Regions from separate parts of the Homo sapiens genome. Here region 2 is linked to region 1. The links are chromatin loops, found by intact Hi-C in ENCODE. Cell type or tissue: endothelial cell of umbilical vein. All regions are shown on one strand. Links, peaks and the distances in the headings refer to the core of each region. The heading gives the core; the rest is flanking DNA.

The links. Hi-C counts contacts between places; a loop is a spot of excess contacts. Peaks named below come from ENCODE experiments on the same cell type or tissue, not always from the same donor. Only the 100,000 strongest peaks of a DNase experiment are listed, where the experiment ranks them.
Region 2: it touches region 1 in a loop (8-fold over the local background); 1 of 110 quality-filtered maps calls a loop at or near these places.

Annotation. Positions count from the first base shown.
Region 1 is chr14:22,655,900-22,661,273 of GRCh38, forward strand. No RefSeq gene overlaps it. Among named protein-coding and RNA genes, the nearest start is that of OR6J1, 14 kb to the left of the region's middle. In endothelial cell of umbilical vein, for the core only: a CTCF peak has its summit at 2,166; a DNase peak (open chromatin) is centred at 2,192; H3K27ac peaks cover 1,918 bases.
Region 2 is chr14:22,737,584-22,742,957 of GRCh38, forward strand. All of the region lies in intron 1 of OXA1L-DT (OXA1L divergent transcript), which reads right to left. Among named protein-coding and RNA genes, the nearest start is that of OXA1L-DT, 26 kb to the right of the region's middle. In endothelial cell of umbilical vein, for the core only: no CTCF peak of the experiment used is centred there; DNase peaks (open chromatin) are centred at 2,078 and 2,608; H3K27ac peaks cover 2,652 bases.

The DNA.
Region 1 (5,374 bases), core at 280-5,279:
TCTTGAACTCCTGACCTCAGGTAATCCACTGGCCTCGGCCTCCCAAAGTGCTAGGATTATAAGCATGAGCCACCACACCCGGCCTGTTCTTTTTCTTTTTCTTTCTTTCTTTTTTTTTTTGAGACAGAGTCTCGCTCTTGTCACTCAGGCTAGAGTGCAGTGGCGGGATCTCAGCTCACTGCAAACTCTGCCTCCCAGGTTCAAACCATTCTCCTGTCTCAGCCTCCTGAGTAGCTGGGATTACAGGCACCTGCGACCACGCCCGGCTAATTTTTGCATTTTTAATAAAGACCAGTGGCCATGTTGGCCAAGCTGGTCTTAAACTCCTGACATCAGGTGACCCACCCACCTTGGCCTCCCAATGTGCTGGGATTACAGACGTGAGCCACCACGCCAGGCATTTAGGGCCCATTCTTGAGGCCCAGGGATGGAAACATATTAAGCTAGTCTTCACAGAACAATCAAAGTTGTTGACAACATCTTAAGTTAGCCAGTGCTAGCACTCAGAGAGAGGCCAGCCATCCCAGAAGGACAGGAAGTGGCCTAGAATTCACCCTTGGTTTTCTCATGCCTCCCTTCTTAGAAGGCTCTCCTGTTTAGAATGCCCCAACCCCCTGCAAAGTGCTGCAAAAAGTGCCCATGTCTTTATCAGCCCTACCCCACAGGCTACTTGATTTGTGACAGACTCCACTGGGCAAGAGGCATGTTGCCTTTTTAAACTGATCAAAAAACATTCATTCAGCACCTACTTTATGTCAAGCACTCTTCTGGGCACAAGGGCACAGCAATAAATAGGTCAAAGTCTCTGCCCTCAAGGAGTTTTCTTTCTAGTAGGGAAGACAAATACAAATATGTAAATAAAACATCAGGTAGTGCTATGAACAAAAGTAGAGCAAGGTAAGGGAAGAGAGAATAACAAGGAGGGGGGTCTTTTTAACAGAAGACAGGAAAAGTTCATCTATGGAGGTGACACTGAGCAAAGGCCACAGGGCTGGGGCCCCAGGCTCTGAGATGGGCGCTAGTGATGTGCTTGAAGAACAAGAAGGCCTCTATGGCTGGATCAAGCTCAATGAGCATGGGGGATAAAGAGGTGGAGGGGCAGAGGAGGAATTACCCTGCAGCTCCTGGCCCAGCATGGCCACACGGTGCACACGGCTCCTGCCCATAGCCATAACCCCAGTGGCCCCAGCCCTTGCCTGCCATATTTTCCTCAGGCCTTCAACAAGACTCATTAAACTTTATCTAAAGTTACTGTGTTCTGCAGCTGGGGGAAAAGGGCAAACTTCCACTCCTTAAGTTAGAGCAATCAACAGCCAAGGGATTTGGAAGTGGCTGGGGCCTTGTTATCTTAAGGTTGTAATGAGCCTCGTGAGAATACCCACAACTTCGCTCCAGAGAGGGGGAGCTTCCCTCAGCAGATCCATACTCGGGATTCCAAGTTTCAAAATTCCGTAGAAACTGGGAAGCAATCCAAATACACCAGGCCTGCACTAGATGCACAGAGTCACAAAGTCTCCCCAGAATGGCTTGTACCAAGGCTTTGTCGGGGATGTTGCTCTAATAATCCAGCAGGCTCCCTGGGGCTGCCTGTGGCTGCGCTTGATGAATCTCATTATCCACAGTTACACTTTTACCTCAAGAGGAAAGGACATGGGATGATTCACTAGCTGCTACCTCACCAACACAACCCAAAAGCAAGGGTCAGAGTCCTCTCATCTAAGAATTTAATATTTTCTGGGGCTAGAGAAGCAGGAAGCTCCTGGGAGCCTGGAAACCCCCTCCAGCTGGGTGACCAGGAAAATCCAAGAGTAAGTAACTGCTTCTCAGCCCTGAGGTAAGTTGGGGCCTGTTTAAGGTAGCTGAGCTATTGGAAAATAAGGAGCGTGTGGGGCATATCAAAGAGGATACAATATAATCATGCTAATAAATAATAATACCTTGGAATGGTGGCTCACACTTGTAATCTCAGCTACTTAGGAGGCTGAAGCAGGCAGATCACCTGAGCACAGGAGTTTGAGGCCAGCCTGGGCAACAAAGAAAGACTCCATCTCTAAAAATAAAAACAAAAACCAAAAAGAAAAATAATAATAGTCAACACTTACTGAACACTTACTGTGTACCATTCCAAGCATTTTACATGTTATTTCAACCTCCAAGCAAACTCTAGGAGCTAGGTGGTGCTATTGTAATACCCAGTCCACCAAGAAGGAAGCTGAGGCACAGAGACATTAAGGTACTTGCTTCCAAACTTACACAACTAATTAATGGGAGAGTCAGGATTTAGATTAAGGTCAGAATCCAGAAGTGGTATCCATAGGTGCTGTGCGTGTGGCACTCTGGAAACTATCCCATTGCCTAAATATCCTGGATATAGTCAGCAACAACTAATCTTTTGCACAAATTATTTTTCAATGGAAATGTGCCTGCCCCATGTCTTGAAGACTGCATCTCTTGGAAAAGCCCATGCTTTTATTTATTTATTTATTTATTTTGAGATAGAGTTTCACTCTTGTTGCCCACGCTGGAGGTCAATGACACAATCTCGGCTCACCGCAACCTTTACCTCCCGGGTTCAAGAGATTCTCCTGCCTCAGTCTCCCGAGTAGCTGGGATTACAGTCATGCACCACCACGGCTAATTTTTTGTATTTTTAGTAGAGACGGGGTTTCTCCATGTTGGTCAGGCTGGTCTCAAACTCCCGACCTCAGGTGATCCGCCCGCCTCAGCCTCCAAAAGTGCTGGGATTACAGGCGTGAGCCACCACGCCCAGCCAAGCCCATGCTTTTATAAGTGCCAGATTGGTGCGAACTCTGTTCCCAGAAGAATAAAGAGCTGGGCTCTGTAAACTCCAGAGTCCCTCCCTGCCTTGTGCTCAGAGTCCGATGGAATGGCTCTGGGTGAGATGCAAGGCAAAGACTAATTCACAGAGAGAACCTGTGGAGGCCAACAGGTCCACTGCAAACAGAACTTAATCTACATCCCCACATGGTACTGTCTGTTGTTTTCAGGGCAGCTGGACACTGTCCAGCTAACTCTATAGGGTCTTGTGAGTTGCAGCTGCCCTGGGTCTATCTGAGGAACCATTCTGCTGCCTCCTCTCTCCAATCAAAGGAATAGCCACCCTCCATAGGTGGCCTCCACCATCCTAGACAGAGAGCACCTATGGAGCTCTTAAGCACAATCAAGGACAAGAAGATGCATGGTCTCCTACGGAAGGACATTCCTTATTACATCTAAGCTAAGTATTTCCTGCCACCTCCAACCCCTCCAGCATCTCTGCTCTCCCTAAGGAAAAACAACAGAGGGCAATGACTGTTTGCTTATAACCCAATCAGTCATGGCAGACCCTCTGCCTTCTCTTAACATTTTTGTAACATTTTTTCTTCTTTTTTTAATAGTTAAATGGATCATTTATCCTACAGTGACAAACTGTAACCAAAACAAATTGTGAGGCTCTAGACTCCTGACAGCACCAAAAAATCAAATTGCATTTTTGTAGCATTTCTTGATGTCCTTTGTAATTATAGAAATCTAATTTTTTCCAGCTTTTAATTGCAAAATATTCAGATGTACAGAAAATCTTTAAAAATAGTACAAGGAACAACGAAGACCCATCACCTAATTTCATTTTAAAACTTTAAGTAAGCTAAGGATGGGGCACAGTGGCTCACACCTGTAGTCCCGGCATTTTGGGAGGCTGAAGCAGGAGGATCTCTCAAGCCTAGGAGTTCGAGACCAGCTTGGACAATATAATGAGACCTTGTCTCTACAAAAAAATACAAGAATTAGCTCATGCCTATAGTCCCAGCTACTAAGGAGGCTGAGGTGGGGGTAGGAGGATCTGCTTGAGCCAGGGAGATCAAGGTGCAGAGAGCCATGATCATGCCACTGCATTCCAGCCTGGGCAACAGAGACTCTGTCTCAAAAATAAATAAATAAAACTATTAGTAAGCTAAGGATAGGAGGAAATTTCAAACATTCATAAGAAGCCTAATTAATAATTATATTCAATGTTGAAATATTAAAATAATTCTAACTACAAAATCAGAAAAATATAAGCTCCATATTTTTTCATTTCATCTTGGTTAGAAACTGTAATTGAAGAGAAAAGCTATAAGCCTTAGTTAACAAACAACATTTGGCCTGTGCAGTGGCTCACATCTGTAATCCCAGCACTTTGGGAGGCCGAGGCGGGTGGATCACCTGAGATCAGGAGTTCGAGACCAGCCTAGCCAACATGGTGAAACCCCGTCTCTACTAAAAATACCAAAATTAGCCGGGCGTGGTGGCAGGTGTCTGTAATTCCCAGCTACACGGGAGGCTGAAGCAGGAGAATGGCTTGAACCCTGGAGGTGGAGGTTGCAGTGAGCTGACATTGGGCCACTGTGCTCCAGCCTGGATGACAAGAGCAAGACTCCATCTCAAAAAACAAAAACAAAAACAAAAAATAGATCCCATTATGTATGAGACTCAATATTAGTTTATTAGGTTGGGAAGTCCAAGATCAAGGTGCTAGCAGCGTTCGTGTCTGGTGAGGGCCCAGTCTCTGCTTCCAAGATGGCATCTTAAAAGGCTGTGTTCTCACATGGCGGAAGGGATGAAAGAGCAAAAAGGGACTAGCTAGTTCCCTCCAGCCCTTTTATAAGGTTGCTAATTCCATTCATGAGGGCTCTGTTCTCATTATTTAATCACCTCCTAAAGGCCTTACCTCTTAATACTGTAGCACTGGGGATTGAGTTTCAGCTTGAATTTTGGAGGGGACACAAATATTCAAACCATAGCACAGGGTTACAACTATCCTTGGGACTATTAAAAAATATTTTAATATTGTAGGAAAGCTCTTTGACCTTTTAGTTGGCTGATTTAGACAAATGCTCAATTCTTTAAGCACAGTATACAAAATAAAACATAGATTTAAATTTTTGAGTAACTGACATGTAAATGTTTTTGCTGACTGTCCTTATCTACCTAATAATATGAAATGATTGGTTTAGGACTTTCCTTTCTAAAAGCATCTATGTCAGTCCCCTTTCTTTCAAGGCATATTGTTTAATTTTTTTTCTTTTTTTTTTTTTTTTTTTTGAGATGGAGTCTTGCTCTTTGTCGCCCAGGCTGGAGTACAGTGACGCGATCTCGGCTCACTGCAACCTCCACCTCCCGGGTTCAAGTGATTCTCCTGCCTCAGCCTCCCGAGTAACTGGGATTACAGGCACCTGCCACCACGCCTGGCTAATTTTTGTATTTTTAGTAGAGACGAGGTTTCACCATGTTGGCTAGGCTGATCTCGAACTCCAAAGTGCTGAGATTACAGGTGTGAGCCACCGCACGTGGCCCATAATGGGATCCATTGTGGATCCTCCATTCTACTCTACCA
Region 2 (5,374 bases), core at 183-5,182, 82 kb after region 1:
CTGCTCAGGAGTCATGTTGCCAGAGGTCACAATATTTGTGATTTCCCCAACTGCCCCATAACCATACAATATAGGCCGGACAATATAGGTGGTGGCTCACGCCTGTAATCCCAACACTTTGGGAGGCTGAGGTGGGAGGATCATGAGGTCAAGAGATCGAGACCATCCTGGCCAACATGGTGAAACCCCGTCTCTACTAAAAATACAAAAATTAGCTGGGTGTGATGGTGTGTGCCTATCGTCCCAGCTACTCTGGAGGCTGAGGCAGGGGAATCGCTTGAACCCAAGAGGCAGAGGTTGCAGTGAGCGGAGATCTTGCCACTGCACTCCAGCCTGGCAACAGAGTGAGACTCTGTCTCAAAAGAAAAAAAAAGGCCAGGCGCAGTGGCTCACGCCTGTAATCCCAGCACTTTGGGAGGCCAAGGCAGGCAAATCACCTGAGGTTGGGAGTTCCACACTAGCCTGACCAACATGGAGAAACCCCATCTCTACTAAAAATACAAAATTAGCCGGGTGTGGTGGCACATGCTTGTAATCCCAGCTACTCGGAAGGCTGAGGCAGGGGAATCGCTTGAACCCGGGAGGTGGAGGTTGCAGTGAGCTGAGATCGCATGACTGCACTCCAGCCTGGGCAACAAGAGTGAAACTCCATCTGAAAAAAAAAAAAATTACAATGTAATAGTGATGCTAGGACCTAAGATTGGTCTTTTAAGATGTTTTCCAGACTTTTGTATTCTATCTCATGACTCAACTGATCCTGCAGCCCTGACCCAGAGGTAGATTCAGCACACAAGGATTGTTTTCTGCATTCCTATGATTTTATCCCCAACCAGTCAGCAGCACCCACTCCTTAGCCCCTGCTCACCAAATTATCTACAAAAACCCTAGCCTCTGAGTTCTCAGGGAGGCTGATTTCAGTAATAATTCTGTTTTCCACATGCCTAGCCAAGTTTTAATTAAACTCTTTCTTTACTGCAACGCCATGGTCTCTGTGAATTGGTTTTGTCTGTATAGTAGGCAGGAGAAACCTGTTGGGCAATTACAAAACTTTTTCTGGAGTTTCACGGTAAAAAAAAAAAAAAAAAAAAAAAGGCCCTTTCAAAATCCATTAATGGTAGGAAAAGTAGAGTCTATGTATGTGAGAGATCCTATAAAGAGTTATCAAACTGAACTTGGGTTCGCTCACCCAGCACAGTAAAGTCAAACATCCACACCAAGTTTTTTGCAGTGGGAGAAAGGAGGGCATTTATTTGCAGGGCACCCAACAAGGAGAATCAGGCAGCTCACACTTAAGACCCAACCTCCCCAGTGGCTTACAGTTAATGGTTTTTTAAGGCAAGGAAACAGCGGTTATGGGCAAAAATCATAAATTGGGCCAGGTGCTGTGGCTCACACTTGTAATCCCAGCACTTTGGAATGCCGAGGCAGGTAGATCACCTGAGGTCAGGAGTTCAAGACCACCCTGGCCAACGTGAAAAAACCCCATCTCTACTAAAAGTACAAAAATTAGCCAGGTGTGGTGGCAGGCGCCTGTAATCCCCAGCTATTTGGAAGGCTGAGGCAGGAGAATCACTTGAACCAGGGAGGCAGAGGTTGCAGTGAGCCAAGATTGTGCCACTGCACTCCAGCCTGGGTGACAGAGTGAGACTCTGTCTCAAAAAAAAAAATCATAAATCAATACATGGAGGCCATACAGGACATCTCAAATCGGGGCTCACAGGCCACAGGTGAATTCAAAGATTTTTCTGATTTGCAATTGGTTAAGGAGGGAAAACTTTGTAAAAAATTTAGGATCAGCAGAAAAGAATGTTAGCTCTGGTTTATGGGCATGCTCCCTCCACACCCTTCAGGAAGAAATTTATAACAAAGAATGGTGGCCAGCATTCATTCCTCAGTTTCCCCCTTATCTGAGGTCTGCGTGCCAGAGGAGCCATTTGATGGAGGTCTGGGTTTCTGAAAAACAACTCAGGGATATATGTTAAGATGTTATCTTCAGTTTCTAAAGGAAACCAAACATCCTGTGACTTCAACTTCCTTGGCTATTGTTTTAAGCTACCATTCCCTTCTTGCTTATCAAGTTGTTCATTTACTTCTCAAGGCTAGCTAGGTGCCTGGAATTTCCCTTGAAGGAATTCAAGATTTTTCTTTATTTCCATGCTTTGTGGGGAAGGTCATCCCTGGCAGGCCCCCAAGAGGGGTCTTTGCTCCATCTCAGAGTCTATGTGTGACTGGAACTCTCATACATTGCTAGTGGGAGTGCAAAATGATATAATCACTTTAGAAAATACTCTAACCTTCTCTTATAAAGTTTAACATATACTTACCATACAAACCATCAAATCCCTTTTTAGATGTGTACCCAAAGAAAATGAAAATAGAGATCTACTCAAAGACTTGTATGCAGCTTTATTAATGATAGCCAAAAACTAGAAACAGCCCACATGTCCATCAACTAGTGAATAGATAAGCGTATGGTGGAAGACCCATACTATGGAATGCTCCTCAGCCATAAAAAGGAACAAATTAACATATAATCTAGGTAAACTGACACCCATTTTACTTGGGAGGAATATGGCCTTCTAGTGAGAATGAGTAATGAAGGTGTGATATTGAAGAGTTGGCCCAGCTGTCCTCATGCACTGCTGTCCACTCTATCATTCATAGCCTTCTTCAGCCTCAGTTCCTGTTTTTTTAAAATAAGAACAACGTTCATCTCAACACATAAAACTGGCAAAATAGTAATAACTATGTTGTAGAGAATTCAGAAAACTGATGCTCTCCAACAGCTAGTGTGATCCTCAGGAGCGCAGTCTAGGAATGGGAAAAAAAAGCCTTAAAATGTGCAGACCTCCTGACCCAGCCATTTCACTTTTAGGCAATTTCCCTAAGACTATAATCACTTATGATGAAAATATTGGTCCTAGTGACATTGACAAAGTTACTCATTTTATCTGATGTATATTTGTTTCAGAAAAATAATGCCAATATTATTAGTAATAATAAAACTATGACCTACATAAACAAAAAAACTTTGTGTTATCTCACTTAAACCTCAAAACAGCCTGATGTGATACTTACAGATTTCACAGGTGAGGAAAATGTTGTGCCTAATGACACATATCTGGTAAGTATATCCTTAGTCATCAGGATGCAAACCTTGACTGTCTGAGACAATCCTCACTGTTAGCCACTGTCTTACACAGCCAGATATACAAGGCCTGGGCAATTGTACCCACTGTTAGAAATTCAGATAACTATGTTTTAGAGACTGCTAGTAATGACTATATCAAACAAATCAATACATTGAACATTAATTCTTTTTTTTTTTTTTGAGATGGAGTCTCGCTCTGTCGCCCAGGCTAGAGTGCAGTGGTGCGATCTTGGCTCACTGCAAGCTCCGCCTCCCGGGTTCACGCCATTCTCCTGCCTCAGCCTCCCAAGTAGCTGGGACTACAGGTGCCCGCCACCACGCCCGGCTAATTTTTTGTATTTTAGCAGAGACGGGGTTTCACCGTGTTAGCCAGGATAGTCTTGATCTCCTGACCTCGTGATCCGCCCGCCTCAGCCTCCCAAAGTGCTGGGATTACAGCCGTGAGCCACCGTGCCTGGCCGAACATTAATTCTTGAATTTGCTCATTGCTGTTCCCTATTTACAGATATGAGCCAAAGTGTAACTTTATAACAGACAAGTGTCACCTAACTCTTGTGAGTTTGATCCCAGGTTATCAATCTCCTACCCCTTCTAGTTTACTAGACAAAATATAAAGAACAGTTGGTCTGTCAAGGAGTTCTGGAAGTTTATTAACAAATTAACAGGGCAATAGAAGTTATTAGATTAGATTAGAGCTGAGGAATGATGGCAGGGTGTTCCCCTGCCCTACAAAGACCATTTTGACTTCCAACCTGGGGACAGAGTCCTGGTTATGACTTTAAAGGAACCTAAACGCCGGGCGTGGTGGCTGACGCCTGTAATCCCAGCACTTTGGGAGGCTGAGGGGGGTGAATCACTTGAGGTCAGGAGTTAGAGACCAGCCTGGCCAACACGGTGAAACCTCATCTCTACTAAAAATACAAAAATTAGCCGGGCGTGGTGGCGGGCACCTGTAATCCAGCTACTTGGCGGGCAGACACAGGAGAATCGCTTGAATCCGGGAGGCGGAGGCTGCAGTAAGCTGAGATCACACCACTGCATTCCAGCCTGGGCTACAGAGTGAGACTCTGTCAAAAAAAGAAAGAAAGAAAGGAGAAAGAGATAAAGAGAGAGAAAGAAAGAAAGAGACAAAGAAAGAAAGAGAGAGAGAGAGAAAGGAAGGAAGGAAGGAAGGAAGGAAGGAAGGAAGGAAGGAAGGAAGGAAGGAAGGAAGGAAGGAAGGGAAAGAAACAAAGAAAGGAAAGAAAGAAAGAAAGAAAGAAAGAAAGAAAGAAAGAAAGAGAGAGAGAGAGAGAAAGAAAGAAGGAGAAAGGAAGGAAGGAAGGAAGAAAGAAAGAAAGAAAAAAAGAAAAGAAAAAGAAAAAAAGAGAATAAAGGTCCTAAAAAGTCTAGCCTGACCACAGGTCATCTGGAAAGGCCAAGTTGATTCCACAGCCATTCTAAAATGTGCATTCTCTCCTTGATGGATCTGAAAACCTACTTTCCATCCCCACTCCAACCAACCCAGCCTTTCTATGGCAAGCGCATGCTCTGGGGCATGAGCACTGGTGAGAATCATTGCCCCTATAAAACTAAGACTAGAGTTGAGTTCTGTCCATCCCCAACTAGAAGGGAGATTATTTATCCCTTTCCATTATTTTCTCCCCTCTGTCTACTCCTTTCCCCTATTCTCACTAAACACTAACTCATCTTGCAAATATTAGTCACTTTAAGTCATAAAACAACCCATCACACTGGAATATCTTGAGGTGTCAAACTCTCAGTGTGTATCAATTCCTGAAAAGTGTTGGGTTCTAACTAAAGAGTCAGGGAAGGCCTGGTGCAGTGGCTCATGCCTGTAATCCTAACACTTTGGGAGGCAGAGGCTGGCAGACGGCCTGAGCTTGGATGTTCAAGACCAGCCTGGACAACATGGTGAAACCCCGTCTCCATTTAAAAGAAAAAAAAAGAGCTAGGGGGATATCAGAATGGCTCTTCCTCTTCCCTCTTCCCTGCCCTTCCTGCCTATCCCATGAAGGAGGCAGAATGCCCACCAAAGAGGCAGCCACAGGGAGGCAGAGAACCAAAGAAGATGCTGGCAAAGGAGGTGTCACCAGAGATGGGACTGAGAAGCTGAGAGGGTCAAGAAAAATGGAGTGACCTTCTCCCACATGGAATGGAAGAAAGCTAGAAAAAAATTGAGATATTGGATTGGAATTGGAGATACTGGTGTGAATTTATATT